Linked DNA regions of Homo sapiens: all the other regions are linked to region 1. The links are chromatin contacts, found by Hi-C or POLR2A ChIA-PET in ENCODE. All regions are on one chromosome and are shown on one strand. The core of a region is the stretch at or near the end of the contact, and the rest is flanking DNA. Distances in the headings are between cores, read along the strand shown.

Region 1 (3,723 bases), core at 705-3,204:
GAAGAAGGAGAAGAAGAAGAAGAGAAGGAGGAGGAAGAGGAGAAGAAGAAGAAGAAGAAAGTAAAAGAACGGAGAAATGTATCATGCAAACAGAAATCACAAGAAAGCTGGTGTCGCTCTACTAATATTACAGAATAGACTTGAAAACAAAAAGATGATACTCTTTTAAAGAGAGACATTTTATAATCATAAAAGGGTCAATGTGTCAGGAAGATATAATAATCATAAACATATATGCACTTAACAACAGAGGCCAAATATATGTGAAGTAAAAACTGACAAATGAAGGGAGAACTAGGCAATTCAACAATAGTAGTTGAATACTTTCAATAATGAATACAATATCTTGGCAGAAGACCAACAATGAAATAGAAAACTTAAACTACACTATAAACCAAAAACTTAAACTACACTATAAACCAACTATACCTAAAATACATCTTTAGAACACTGCACCCAATAAATTATACAAGAAAAGAAAAATTGACCTTTGAACAACACGGGTTTGTGTTTGAACTCTGTTCATTCACTTATATGTTACTTTTCTGCTGCCTCTGCTACCCCTGATATGACAATACCAACCCTTCTCTCTTTCTCCCTCTTCCTCCTCCTCCTCAGCCAACTCAGCATGAACACAATGAGGATGAAGGCATTTATGATGACCCCACTTCCTCTTAATAAACAGTAAATATATATTATCTTCCTTGTGATTTTCTTAATAACATTTTCTTTTCTCTAGCTTATGTTATTGTAAGAATTCACTATATAATACATATAATGCACAAAAAAATGGGTAGATAACCTGAGGTTTATTCAAACAGTGGACTACTTTATAGTATTTGAAATAATTTAAGTAGAGTTACATGAACCAATAAGGATAAACTTAAAACACACTAAATACTGAAAAAAGAAGCAGGTTGCAAAATGATATGGTATGATACTATTTATTTTAAATTTTTAAGAACACACAAAATAATACTTTATATTGTCTATGGATACATACATAGGTGGTAGAAATACAAATGCATGCATGGCAATGATACTTATCAATTAAAAATTTTTCCTGTGGGGAATAAGGGAGAAAGGAAGGACTCCTGCCCATAGGACCACTAATGCTACTCTAACCCTAATCAGGACTGGGTACTGAGTGTGGGGAGATTCCCTCACCCCAGTTGGGAGTAGCCACAGGGTGTTAATCAGATTCCAAGGCAACCCTTGCTCTCTATCCATCGCACATGAATTTGAGCTTGTGATCTTGGGCACAACCCACAATCTCTGGACCTCGGTCAACCCATTTGTGAAACGAACTAAAGATATTTGCCCTGGAGAGTGGCAAACTCAGTGTCAACCTTCACACTGTCAGAAGCAAATGGGGAAGATAATCTAGACTGCCTTGTACTGTGTGGCTTTGTAGCAGCACAAGCTGCAGACAAAGCCTCTCAGACACCGAGTTGTAGAAGGAAGGGCTTTATTCAGCTGGGAGCATCGGCAAGCTACTGCCTTAAAATCTGAGCTCCCCGAATGCACAATTTCTGTCCCTTTTAAGGGCTCACAACACTAAAGATTTCACATGAAAGGGTCGTGATTGATTTGAGCAAGCAGGCAGTACATGACAGGGGCCACATGCACTGGTGGTCAGAGAGAAACAGAACAGGGCAGGGAGTTTCACAATGTTCTTCTATATGATGTCTAGAATCTATGAATAACATCGGTTTCTAAGTTATGAGTTGATTTTTAACTACTGGGTTTAGGCCAGGCAGGCCCAGGCCTGGTTTTTGGCCTGGCGCCGGGCTGCCTGTCTTTGGTTTTACTTCCTTGTCGTTTTTTCTTAAAACGGGTACTGAGTATAAAACAATATCAGAGGGTCTCTCTCTTCCCTCAGCTTCACTGTCAAGTAAGAATTTCTCTCCCCAGGGGAAGCAGATGGAATTAAAACATGGTGATTATTCTTAAACACCTCACGCAACGGCTGCTACACACCATCTGTGAAGTCAGTTGCAGATCTATGATGAGGAAGTAGAATCATGTGGTCCCCAGGCCCTTTGCTGAAATGTCTTTCTGCTGGGTAATTAATTACGTGGTGTTGAAATGCTCTGCGTCAACTCCCTTTGGTTTAGTCATCATGCTTGCTTAATGTTCTGTTAATGTCCATGCTGCTTTCTAGGAACTTGCACATCAGCATCGCTGTCCAGGTTAAAGGAATTTGCAATGTCCCCGTAGGCCCTGAATTTCTACCCTGAATGAAACAATGAAAAGGGGGTGACCATACTCTCATCTTCCCCAGCTTCCTGGTTGCTGCAGTGTAGGGGGTTGGCTGTGGGTGGTGGGTAATGAATCCCTGTTGGCTCCTATTGCCAAACAGACTGATTACACATCAGCTCTGATAACTGACGGATCCCACCCTCAGACAAAAGCAAGAAAATGTGGGTAGCAGTTTGCATTGTAATTAGTAGGGAATAAAAGGCTCTAAGTGCCTCATGATTTCTGGTTCATTGGAATTGAAAACAAAGTAAGGTCTGGTACTGAGGGAGAGTCAGTCCCTATTTGGTTGACCCCAAAACATTTGCAATTAGATTTGCTGGATCTGGGATCCCAAGAGATTTTGAACCATGGGGTGGGAAGCCACCAAATTCAAATTCTTGATGGCATGATGGGCTTGATCCATGGGGAATGGGGCTCCCCCAACCCCTTTCTGCTGCCACCAACAGCTGAGGCTGGTGTTGGGGAAGAAGAACCCAACAGTCCAGCAGGCAGAGGCAGCAAGTCACTGGTAGGCTGTCCTCAGTAAGATCTTGTCTCTGCTCAGCAGCCCCAAGTGGATGAGTATTTTGTTTTTTATTGTGGCAAAATATACATAACATAAAATTTACCATTTTAACCCTTTTTGAGTATATTACTAGGTGGTATTAAGCACATTCATGTTGTTATGCACCCATCACCACCACCCATCAACAGATTTTTTTTTTTTTTTGGGAAGGAGTCTCACTCTGTCGCCCAGGCTGGAGTGCAGTGGCAGGATCTCGGCTCACTGCAAGCTCTGCCTCCTGGGTTCAAGCGATTCTCCTGCCTCAGCTTCCCGAGTAGCTGGGACTACAGGCGCCTGCCACCATGCCTGGCTAATTTTTTTGTATTTTTAGTAAAGACAGGGTTTCACCGTGTTAGCCAGGATGGTCTCTATCTCCTGACCTCGTGATCAGCCCACCTCAGCCTGCCAAAGTGCTGGGATTACAGGTGTGAGCCACCACACCTGGTCTGAATTTTTTTGGGGGTGGTGGCTCATGCCTGTAATTCCAGCACTTTGGGAGGCTGAGGTGGGTGGATCACGTGAGGACAGGAGTTTGAGACCAGCCTCGCCAACATGGCGCAACCCCGTCTCTACTAAAAATTAGCCGGGTGTGGTGGTGGGCACCTGTAATCCCAGCTACTCTGGAGGATGAAGCAGGAGAATCACTTGAACCCGGAAGGCGGAGGTTGCAATGAGCTGAGATGGTGCCATTGCACTCCAGCCTGGGTGATGGAGGTGGGGATAGGGGAGGGGGGAACTCCGTCTCAAATAAATAAATAAAAAGAACATTTCAAAGTAAGGACATCCTGTCACATAACCTCTAATTATTTCAGCAAGCATCTCTTTAAAAAAAAGGACACTCTCCTACATAACCGCATGGTTATTATCCCACCTAAAAAAGTAACAGCAATTCCCTAATGTCATGTAAATTCCAATGC
Region 2 (3,723 bases), core at 348-2,847, 470 kb after region 1:
CACACCAAAAACTTTACTTCCCAGCCTTTTCAGACCCTTTCCTCAGGCCACCCCACCTTTGCCTTCTCTTCAGCTTTCAAATGTGTTGGCTACTTCCCTTCCAGGCCAAGGAGGTGCTGCTGGAGGTCTGTGTTCCTTCCATAGCATCCCCCTTTTCCCCTCAGCCAAATGAAGCGGAGAGGGCTTGGGCCTGACCCAGTGGCCTGCCCACGTGGCTCCCCTGGAGACCGAGGTAGGGGAAAAGGCAGAGAGTGCGTCAGTCCTGATGCAATCACAGGCTTAGTGCTTGGCTCACTTCCTCCTCTTTGGGTGTTTACGGGAGCCTGGATTCCACAGGAACCCTTGGAAGTGTGCACTGACAACAGAGTAGGGGGCAGACAGCATACAAAATTATCCCTGCTTCAGGGACAGTTCAGGAAGAAAGTGATACTGTGCCTGCCTGGGCCTCACATGCCCTGAGCTCAGGGACACGGGAAAGAGATACCAGGTGTCAAATCAGAGGCAGGGGAGGCAGGCAGGGAGGAAGGAGCCAGGACAGGGGACAAACCACTAGCTGCTGCCAGGGCCAGCTTCCAGACACAGCTCAGGGAGGCTGTGAATAGGCCCTTTATCTAAGCTGAAGTGGGGGAAAGGAATCACAGAAGGGGGTCTCAGGTGATAAGGAGCCTCAGAACAAGCTCAGGGGATCTTGTCCCTTCCTTCTCAGCAGAAATCCTAGCAGGGGAGAAGCTTCTTTTTAAGGATTTTGTTTTCCAGCCATTTGCCCAGGATCTTCATTTGGGAGGCCCCTCCTCAATCCCACAGGCCTTACTGGGTCACCTAGAGAGGTCCTAAGAGGTGCGGTGTTGCACAGTGGTTAAGGACATGGGCTTTTGGCAGTCAAGTCTTAGCTCTTCCAGTGACTGGCTGGATACCCCAGGCAAGTCATTTCACCTAACTCTCAACTCCCTACGTCAAACAAGGATAATAACAAGTAGTCAACCCCAGAGATAAAGCCGGGAGGCCCATAGAACATTGCCTGGCAATGGTAAAAGCACTCAATAACTGTTAGATATTGTTATTTTTATTAAGAATAAAGGAGCCGGGCATGGTGGCTCATGCCTGTAATCCCAGCACTTTGGGAGGCCGAGGTGGGCAGATCGCCTGAGGTCAAGAGTTCGAGACCAGCCTGACCAACATGGAGAAACCCTGTCTCTACTAAAAATACAAAATTAGCCAGGTATGGTGGCACATGCCTGTAATCCCAGCTATTTAGGAGGCTGAGGCAGGAGAATCGCTTGAACCCAGGAGGCAGCGATTGCCGTGAGCCGAGATTGCGCCATTGTACTCCAGCCTGGGCAACAAGAGCGAAACTCCATCTCATAAATAAATAAATAAATAAATAAATAAATAAAGGCTTGGAGAGCCATTTTTTTCTCTCTCTCTCTGAAGCTGGGGCCCAATTGTCCTTCTTCCTTCAATATCTAATGACTGTTTCCCAGCTATCAGAAAGGAATCCAACTTCCCCTCCCCCAGAGCTGTGAAACTGAGTAGCAAAGCTTGCTCAAGCTCCTGAGTCATTCAGCAAAACCAGCCCAAGATAATCAGTGGATCAAGGAAACTAGATGCAGAGTGGGGAAAACCCAGCCGCAAAGCTGGGGCCTTCTCGCAGGGCAGTTCCCTCTGCTGGCCCCTCTGGTGAGCTTTCACTTCAGGTTCACAAACAAGACAGCATCTTCCCAGGCCCTCCTGAACCCAGAATAAGGCCTTAGCTACTCCTGGGTCTCTCAACAGCAGCCAGGCCTTTCTCTGGAATCTTGTTTGACACAAACTTTTTGCCTTTGGACAAACTCTCTCCTTCCCTCCGTATCCCAGGCCTCAGGAGAGTCGAAACCCTGACTCCCATTCTCACTGTCCACTCATTTCTCAGTCCCTGTCATTTGACTTCTGCCCAGCCACTGAACTGTCTGTCATCACACTCAGTGATGATCTTTTCATCACCAAATCCAAAGACTTTTTCCAGGCCTTTCCTACTTGCCTCTTCTAAACAGTCAGCGCTGTCGACCACTTTCTTTCTTTCTTTTTTTTTTTTTCTGAGACGGAGTTTCACTCTTGTTGTCCAGGCTGGAGTGTACTGGCGTGATCTCGGCTCACTGCAACATCCGCCTCCCAGGTTCAAGTGATTCTCCTGCCTCAGCCTCCTGAGTAGCTGGGATTACAGGCGCATGTGCCACCACACCCGGCTAATTTTTGTATTTTTAGTAGAGACAGGGTTTCACCATGCTGGACAGGCTGGTCTCGAACTCCTGACCTCAGGTGATCCACCCACCTCAGCCTCCCAAAGTGCTGGGATTATAGGCGTGAGCCACCGTGCCCAGCCTGTTTTGTTTTTTTGAGAGGGAGTCTCACTCTGTCGCCCAGGCTGGAGTACAGTGGCGAGATCACAGCTTGCGGCAACCTCCACCTCCCGGGTTCAAGCAATTCTCCTGTCTCAGCCTCCTGGGTAGCTAAAATTACAGGCGCCCACCACCACGCCGGCTAATTTTTGTACTTTTAGTAGAGACGATGTTGCACCATGTTGACCAGGCTGGTCTCAAACTCCTGACCTCAAGTGATCCACCCACCTCGGCCTCCCAAAGTGTTGGGATTACAGGTGTGAGCCACCGTGCCTGGCTTCTTTTCTTTCATACTTATTTGTTTATTTTTTTTTTTTTGAGATGTTGTTTCATTCTTGTTGCCCAGGCTGGAGTGCAATGGCGCGATCTCTGCTCACTGCAACCTCCACCTCCCGGGTTCAAGTGATTCTCCTGCCTCAGCCTCCCAAGTAGCTGGGACTACAGGCATGTGCCGCCACACCCAGCTAAGTTTGTATTTTTAGTAGAGACGGGGTTTCTCCATGTTGGTCAGGCTGGTCTCAAAGTCCTGACCTCAGATGATCTGCCCACCTCGGCCTCCCAAAGTGCTGGGATTACAGGCATGAGCCACCGCGCCCGGGCTTGTATTTAATTTTTTTAAATAGAAACGGGGTCTCCCTATGTTGCCAGGCTGGTCTCAATCTCCTGGCCTCAAGTGATCCTCCTACCTCAGCCTCCCAAAGTGCTGGGATTGCAGGCATGAGCCACCATGCCTCACCCTGACCACTTTCTTTCTTAACTCTCCTTCCTGAGCTTCTGTGAGGCCACAGACCCCGGTTCTTCTCCTCCTTCTCTCTTCCTTGGTTGCTGGCAACATTCCAGCCCTTAAATGTCACTTCTCATAGTTCTGCTCTTAGCCCTCTTCCCTTTCTACCCCTCACGCTCCCTCCCACTTTTAAGCTGTGCCTGTGTCTTCAACCTCTACTTCTTTGCTGATGAATTCCCAGACTGTATCTCAACCACAGATCTTCCCCCCAAGAGCCACCCACCTGTCAAGCAGCTCCACTTGCACGCTGCCACATACAGCAAGCTCAACGAGGCCAAAACTGAACTCTATATCTTCCCCCAAACCTGCTCCTCCTAGGTTCCCAATCTTGATGAATGACACCACCTTTTACCCTGTTCCCCAAGCCAGAAGCTCAAATGTCACTCTTGCTTCTGCCCAGCCCAGCCCACCAATCACCATGTTCTTAACATCTTATAAATAAACCTCCCCTCTCCCCTCTGTCTCCACTGTTTCTCTTTTTCTTTCTTTTCTTTCTTTCTTTCTTTTTTCTTTCTTTCTTTCTTCCCTTCCCTTCCTTTCTTTCTTTCTTCCCTTCGCTTCCCT
Region 3 (3,723 bases), core at 652-3,151, 470 kb before region 1:
AGGTAACATCATCCACAGCGTTGGGTAAAATATCCTAGTTTGCCAACCCACTGGCATAAATACCAGCAGTTGCCAAATCTTCACTTAACACACAATAACCAAAAATGTAAATGCATCCAACCTATGAAAAGATAGTTCCTATCCACCCCATCAAGAATCTGGAAATAAAGACTAGTTTTTTTGACAAGGCGAAAAGTAACAGATCACAAGAGAGATGTAGAGTTTGTTTTAAAGAATAACTTAGCAGTAAGAGGATTAAATGATGTGACAATTCCAAAAGAAGATAACAGGAATTAGGAATTGGTCCAACAAAAGCAAAAGAGACCCAAGGAATCAGATGTAGCCAGTATTATCCAGGTGACACATTTAAGGGCAGGGCATATGATGCACAAAGAAGCCTATTCTTATCAAAGCAATTAATGCATCTGGTTAGATAGTAGCTTAATTACACTGGACACTAAAAACACCCAAGTAATCTCCCTGGCTCCAACTCTGCTTACCAAGCCACCTTCTTAAAGAACTGGCTTCCTCCTATAGCCAACCATGCCAATCACCAAACACAACCATCCTTGTCCATCTAAGAGTTGTTTTTTTTCCTTAAAAAAAAAAAATCAGCAGACTGCATTTTGGTTTTCATACATTAGCCTCTTGTTGTTCTGGTTAGTGTGGGGTCAATATCGCAACCCAGTCATCTGAATTAGTAATAACAGTCCATTTCAAGATCTACAAACTGAGAACCATGACTTGGGGAGTCCTATCATCCCCAGCAATAAAATAAATAGACCTTGTACTCTTTCTTGTAATGAAACATTAAGTGGAATTCCTAACTGCCCCACCAATAGTGTGTGCTCTCAAATCTCTGGGAGAAACACACACACGTACACTGTTTATCCCACCCTGAATCGTAAGTTTATAAAATAAAAAAACTTATGAAAAGTAAAAAAAAAAAAAAAAAAAAAATTCAGTAAGCTTATCTATGAGGCTTCTGGAAAACAAAATAGAAGTCAAGCACTGGTTTACAAGCAATGTCAGCCACTTGAGACACTTCTTTTAAATTTGTCTGGAAACACCTTTTTTCCTTTCCATCTAACAAAAAAGAACAATACGCAAAACCACACTTAACACTTAACAATCAATCATGTCATAAACCCCTACACCAAGAACCCTTAAAACATGGATTAAGACAATAAAAAGTGGAGAATATCAAGAAACTCTAAGCTTCTTATTTTAAGAACAGTGATAAAGACCCATGAATGCTCTGAAATCACTTTATTTTAAACTAGTTTTAAATCCCAGCTGTGTGAATTTTATCCTCTTCTGCTTTTTCTCACCTATAAAATGACCTATTGTGTACAATGAAAGAGATAACACATGTAATGACATAATACAATGCTGAAACAGTAAACAAAAAATCAGCTACTATCCTTCTTTAAAAGAGCAAAGTAGCAGCCAATAGACATCACAATACTAATGATTTGTCAATGAAATGCTCCTATGTCAAACTATCAGACACAGTGATCATGGCATCACCTAGGCCATGTCAGTACAAACCTCATTACATTAACTACCCCAACAAAACAACACTACAAGAACCATGATTACGGCTTTTCAGGAACTGCAGAGGCAAGACAATTATTGCCTGGACTTGTTTGACCATACCGCCACTAATATTTGAATAGGGATTTATCAATGAGGTTTACTGATGATCTCAACAGTAAAAGGGCTCTCCAGCAACTACTCTGTACTCAAAAGGAATAAAATATTAGGTAACTGCTTACACACTCAATACAGGCTGCACAGAGCATCTCTCAGAGCAGAAATTGAGCATCTTAAGAAATACTACTAACATGGATGTTACAACCCTGCAGACGTGATCAGTTTGATCATGTTATTATCTAGCATCTCTAACTTACAACACAAGCTTAGTTTCACTGGAATGCAGCCAATGCAGGAAACAAATGCTTGATATTTAACTAGCTGGTAAGACAGACCAACAACCAAAACAATTATTAATCTCTTAGTATATATCTCACCACACTCTCAGTACATTAAGAGAAGATGACATCAACTCAGAGAAAGGACCTTTCAGAACTAACTGAAATGAGGAAGTTTGATTGGTAACCACTGATAATCACAGGTGGTAGTCTTACTTGTAAAAATTTTGTATTTTTCACAACTTATGTAGTCTCTCCATACCACAGACTGTTGTTGTGAAATCAAGTGAGATAGTATATGAAGTGCTTTTATAAATACTAAGAACTATACTGATATTAAGTTATACTAAAGCTTTATTTAAAGCTTTAACTTATTAAAACATATCTTTAAGAAAAGCCAAGTTCATTCATTCCTGGTTAGCGTAATTCTTTTGGAAGGGCCTCAGAAACTACATACGTATCAAAAGTCACAGCCAGGTATGATGGCTGATTCCTGCAATCCCAGCACTTTGGGAGGTGAGGCAGGAGGATAGCTTGAGTCTAGGAGTTAAAGACCAGCCTGGAAAACATGTGACAGCCCATCTCTACAAAAACTTAAAAAAGCCAAGTGTGGTAGCACATGCCTGTGGTCCTAGCTATTCAGGAGGCTGACCTAGGTGGGAGGATCACCTGAGCCCAGGAGGTCAAGGCTGCAGTGAGCCATGATTGTGCCACTGCACTCTAGCCTGGGCAACAGAGCAAGATCCAGTCTCCAAAAAAAAAAAAAAAAAAAAAATCTACATTCAAAGTGCTTGTAAAAATAAAAAAAAGTCGAGGCTGGATGCAGTGGCTCATGCTTGTAACCCCAGCACTTTAGGAGGCTGAGGTGGGAGGGTCACTTGAGGAGTTCAAGACCAGCCTGAGCAACATGCCAAGACCCAATCTCTATTTTTAAACATTAAAATTAAAAAAAAAAGAATTAAAAAAGTTGAAAGTAGGCCTGTAATCTCAGCACTTTGGGAGGCTGAGGCGGGCGGATTGCTTGCGGTCAGGAGTTCAAGACCAGCCTGGACAACATGGTGAAAACCTGTCTCTACTAAAAATACAAAAATCAGCCAGGCGTAGTGGCCAGGCGCCTATAATCCCAGCTACTCGGGAGGCTGAGGTAGCAGAATCACTTGAACCCAGGAGGCGGAGGTTACAGTGAGCCAAGATCGCACCACTGCACTCCAGCCTGGGCGACAGAGCAAGACTGTGTCTCAGAAAAAAAAAAAAAAGTTGAAAGCAAACTGCAAACTAAGTATTCAACAATAAATTAGCTGTGGGCCTGGTGCAGTGGCCCACACCTATAATCCCAGCATATTGGTAGGCAGAAGGATCACTTGAGGCCAGGAATTCAAGACTAGCCTGTGCAACATAGTGAGACCCTGTCTCTTTAAATAAATAAATAAGCAAGCAAACAAGTTGTAGTACAACAATGTAAGCTCACCAAAAATAGCCATAATGACTACATGTAATATTTATAAAATAACATTAAATTTTAAAAGTAAAATACAAAATTGTACATGTAAAGACTGCTTCTCCTCATGCATTCTTCCCTTTTGGATCAAGACTGGAAAGAAAAATAAAAGCAGAAGAGTGTTTGTTAGTGCACTGGGATTGTGGATTACTTAATTCAAAATATACTTTTGTTATGATTTTCAACTAATTCTCTAATAAATAAAACTGAGATTATGGTGGTCTGAAATTCACTGCAAATAAATAAGGCATATCTCTCAAGCAGATACATTTCACTTCAACATAATTTCAT
Region 4 (3,723 bases), core at 378-2,877, 410 kb after region 1:
AAGTGATTCATTCTCCTGCCTCAGCCTCCCGAGTAGCTGGGATTACAGGCACCCGCCACCGTGCCTGGCCAATTTTTGTATTTTTAGTAGAGACGGGGTTTCACCATGTTAGCCAGACTGGTCTCAAACTCCTGACCTCAAGTGATCCACCCACCTCGGCCTCCCAAAGTGTTGGGATTATAGGCGTGAGCCACCGCGCCCAGTCTGGCTGAGTAATATTTCATTGTATAGAGATACCACATTTTCTTTGTCCATCCATGGGTGGTCATTTCCACTTTTGGATTATTGTGAATAATGTTGCTATGAACATTTGTGTACAGTTTTTATTTGAACACTTGTTTTCTTTTTGTTTTTCTTTTTTTTTTTTTTTTTTTTGAGACGGAGTTTTGCTCTTGTTGGCCAGGCTGGAGTGCAATGGTGTGATCTCGGTTCACCGCAACCTCCGCCTCCCGGGTTCAAGCGATTCTCTTGCCTCAGCCTCCTGAGTAGCTGGGATTATAGGCATGTGCCACCACACCCAGCTAATTTTGTATTGTTAGTAGAGATGGAGTTTCTCCATGTTGGTCAGGCTGGTCTCGAACTCCTGACCTCGGTGATCCTCCCGCATCAGCCTCCCAAAATGCTGGGATTACAGGCGTGAGCCATCAATTGAACACTTGTTTTCAATTCTTCTGAGTACATACCTAGAAGTGGAACTGCTGGGTCAGACAGTATTCTATGAATTCTATGTTTAGCTTATTGAGGTCCTGCCAAATTGTTTTCACGGCAGCTGCACCATTTTACATTCCCACCAGCAATGTTCCAATTTCTCCTTCTCCACATCCTCGCCAACACTTGTTACTTTTCTTATTATAACCATCCTAGTGGGTATGAAGTGGTATCTCATTGTAGTTTTATTCGCATTAATCTAGTGATTAATGACATTGAGCATCTTTTCATGTGCTTTTGGCCATTTATATATATTATTTGGAGAAATGTCTACTCAAGTCTTTGCCCATTTTTAAATTGGGTTGTTTGTCTTTTTGTTGTTGAGTTGTGCCTAAGGAAGTAATTTTAAATTTTAAAAAATATAGCCGGCGTGGTGGCTCACGCCTGTATTCCTAGCACTTTGAGAGGCCGAGATGGGTGGATTACCTGAGGTCAGGAGTTCAAGACCAGCCTGGCCAACATGGTGAAATCCCGTCTCTACTAAAAATACAAAAATTTGCCAGGTGTGGTGGCAGGCGCCTGTAATCCCAGCTACTACACAGGAGGCTGAGGCAGGAGAATCGCTTGAACCTGGGAGGCAGAGGTCGCAGTGAGCTGAGATTGCGCCATTACACTCCAGCCTGGGCAACAAAGCAAAACTCCATCTCAAAAAAAAAAAAAAAAGAAGAAGAAGAAGAATATGATCAGGGAACTACAAACAGTTTTCTGGGCTGTGGTATAAGGTTCAGTGCAGACAAGCAGGAAGGAGCTAGAACTAGAAGGATTTTTCATGCTAAACCTTTACCTGAAGGCCCAGGGAGCTTCAGAAGGAGGTGCCATGATCAACCTATGTGTTGGAAAGATCACTCTGACACCCCATGGAGGATGCACTATGGTGGGGCCAGACTAGGGTCTACTCAGGAGGCTGTTGTGAGACAAAAGGAACTAAGACAGTCGCGGTGGGCGGGGACAGGAAGTAAGACATTAACAACTGCCGCACATTAGACTGTGAGCCACACAAGGTCAGAAAGCAGATATGATTCCTGTATCAGAGTTCCTGCCTGTTACGCATTGAACGCTGTCTTAGTCCATTTGGGCTGCTATAACAGGGTGGCTTATAAACAACAGAATTTGTTACTCATAGTTCTGGAGGCTTGGATGTCTAAGATCAAGGCCCTGACAGCCTCAGTGTCTGGTGAGGGCCCACTTCCTGGTTCACAGATAGTGCCTTCTTACTATGTCCTCACATAGTAGAAGGGCCAGGCTAGCTCTCTGGGGTCTCTTTATAAGGGCACTAATCCCAATCATGAGTGTTCTGCCTTCCCAAAGACCCCACCTCCTAATACCATCACCTTAGGAGTTAGGATTTCAACATATGAATTTGAGGGGAACACAAACATTCTGACTATAGCAGAGTATGTCCCTCCAAAAGAGCTATGTTGAAGTCCTAACCCCCAGTACCTCAGAATGTGACCTTATTTGGAAATAGAGTCATTGTAGATGTAATTAGTTAAGAAGAGATCACACTAGAGTAGGGTGGACACTTAATTCACTATAACTGTTGTCCTTATAAGAAGACAGTCATCAAGAGTTTGAGATCAGCCTGGCCAACATGGTGAAACCCCGTCTCTACTAAAAATACAAAAATTAGATGGGTGTGGTGGCACACACCTGTAATCCCAGCTATGTGGGAGGCTGAGGCAAGAGAATCACTTGAACCCAGGAGACAGAAGTTGCAGTGAGCCAAGATCGCACCACTGCACTCCAGCCTGGATGACAGAGTGAGACTCTGTCAAAAAAAAAAAAAACCTTGAAACACAGAGTGGGCAAGCAAATTTCCCAAGGTTTCCAAAGCTAGTTAAATGGCAGAGCCAGGATCTGATGCCTGGCAGGCTGACTTCAGGCTCCAGTGCTCTTACCCAATATACTATGCAGCTGTTCTATTAAATATTTGCCGGAAAGTTCAACAGATGGATAAATGAATGACTGGATCAATCTGGATTTGGTACCAGAGTAAAAAGTGAAGATGGGTGGGGTGTGGTGGCTCATGCCTGCAATCCCAGCACTTTGGGAGGCTAAGGTGGGAGGATTACTTGAGGCCAGGAGTTCAAGACCATCCTGGGCAACATGGCAAGGCCCCATCTCTATAAAAAATAAAACAATTAGCTGGGCGTGATGCCCTGAATCTGTAGTCCCAGCTACTCGGGAGGCTGAGGTGGGCGGATCATTTGAGTCTGGAGAGATCGAGGCTGCATTGAACCAGGATCAGGACACTGCATGGGTTCGATGGCTCACGCCTGTAATCCCAACACTTTGGGAGGCCGAGATGGGTGGATTGCTTGAGTCCAGGAGTTCAAGACCAGCCTGGGCAACATGGAGAAACCCGATCTCTACAAAAATACAAAAATTAGCCGGGTGCTGGTGGTGTGTGCCTGTAGTCCCAGGTACTCGGGAGGCTGAGGTGGGAGGATCACTTGAGCCCAGAGGCAGAGGCTGCAGTAAGCTGAGACCTGTGCCACTGCACTCCAGCCTAGGCAACAGAGTGAGACCCCTCCTCAAAAAAAAAAAAAAATAAGTGAGGATGACTCCCAGGTGTCTGGCTCAGATGACTTAGTAGGTAAGGTATCTCCATTTAATGAGACAGGAAAAAGAGAGGCGACATCAGATTTGTGAGGTGGAGGTTGGAGTCTGGGGAAACAACAAATATGTTCTTGAAATGCTGAGTTTGAATTACCAAGAAGACAAACAAGTGATGTCCAATAGACTGCTGGACACATGGGTCTGGAACTCCAGAGAGGCGCATGGGTTAGAATTATAGACTTGGGAGCCATCAGTATACTTAATGTCAGGGTTTGAATGAGATCACCAAAGCACAGTGTATAGAAAGAGAAAGCAGATGACCCAAGACAGAGCCCTGAGGACACTGGAATTCACAGGGCAAGGGAAAGAAAAGAATCCTTTACTTCCTAGCAAAGGGTCTGTCGTGGAAACGACAAGTCAGGTTGTGGTGGCTTGAGGAATGAATAGAAAATGAAT

What was found. Hi-C counts contacts between places; a loop is a spot of excess contacts on that map. ChIA-PET counts read pairs that join two places held with the same protein, here RNA polymerase II (POLR2A). Pooled maps may share reads with other maps.
Region 2: a loop to region 1 is called in a pooled map, with 2.4 times the contacts of the local background. The contact joins two enhancer-like sites. A Hi-C loop is called at or near these places in 2 of 37 single-sample maps with no recorded cell type and 2 of 50 pooled maps. POLR2A ChIA-PET finds 5 or more read pairs at or near these places in 1 of 52 experiments (PC-9).
Region 3: a pooled map shows a loop between it and region 1 (6-fold over the local background). The contact joins two enhancer-like sites. A Hi-C loop is called at or near these places in 2 of 37 single-sample maps with no recorded cell type and 3 of 50 pooled maps.
Region 4: a loop to region 1 is called in a pooled map, with 3 times the contacts of the local background. The contact joins two enhancer-like sites. A Hi-C loop is called at or near these places in 1 of 50 pooled maps. POLR2A ChIA-PET finds 5 or more read pairs at or near these places in 2 of 52 experiments (WTC11 and activated T-cell).

What each region holds. Positions count from the first base shown.
Region 1 is chr1:31,481,462-31,485,184 of GRCh38, forward strand. It overlaps LOC105379772 (a long non-coding RNA gene), which reads left to right. Exons shown (of 3, transcript XR_001737618.2): 3 at 619-695. Among named protein-coding and RNA genes, the nearest start is that of LINC01226, 35 kb to the right of the region's middle. RefSeq lists an enhancer at 1,714-2,023 and a silencer at 2,688-2,866. Within about 2 kb of position 1,955, at least 13 of the 41 ENCODE cell types and tissues checked have a DNase peak (open chromatin) inside an H3K27ac peak, as active enhancers do; they include PC-9, where a contact is called at or near this core.
Region 2 is chr1:31,954,579-31,958,301 of GRCh38, forward strand. No RefSeq gene overlaps it. Among named protein-coding and RNA genes, the nearest start is that of PTP4A2, 18 kb to the left of the region's middle. RefSeq lists enhancers at 1-463, 464-1,240, 1,241-2,018, 1,248-1,855, 1,443-2,002 and 1 more. Within about 2 kb of position 1,598, at least 37 of the 41 ENCODE cell types and tissues checked have a DNase peak (open chromatin) inside an H3K27ac peak, as active enhancers do; they include PC-9, where a contact is called at or near this core.
Region 3 is chr1:31,011,615-31,015,337 of GRCh38, forward strand. The region is part of intron 3 of PUM1 (pumilio RNA binding family member 1); the gene reads right to left. Among named protein-coding and RNA genes, the nearest start is that of SNORD103C, 45 kb to the left of the region's middle. Within about 2 kb of position 1,902, at least 3 of the 41 ENCODE cell types and tissues checked have a DNase peak (open chromatin) inside an H3K27ac peak, as active enhancers do.
Region 4 is chr1:31,887,729-31,891,451 of GRCh38, forward strand. No RefSeq gene overlaps it. Among named protein-coding and RNA genes, the nearest start is that of PTP4A2, 49 kb to the right of the region's middle. RefSeq lists enhancers at 1,467-1,516, 1,807-1,956. Within about 2 kb of position 1,628, at least 21 of the 41 ENCODE cell types and tissues checked have a DNase peak (open chromatin) inside an H3K27ac peak, as active enhancers do.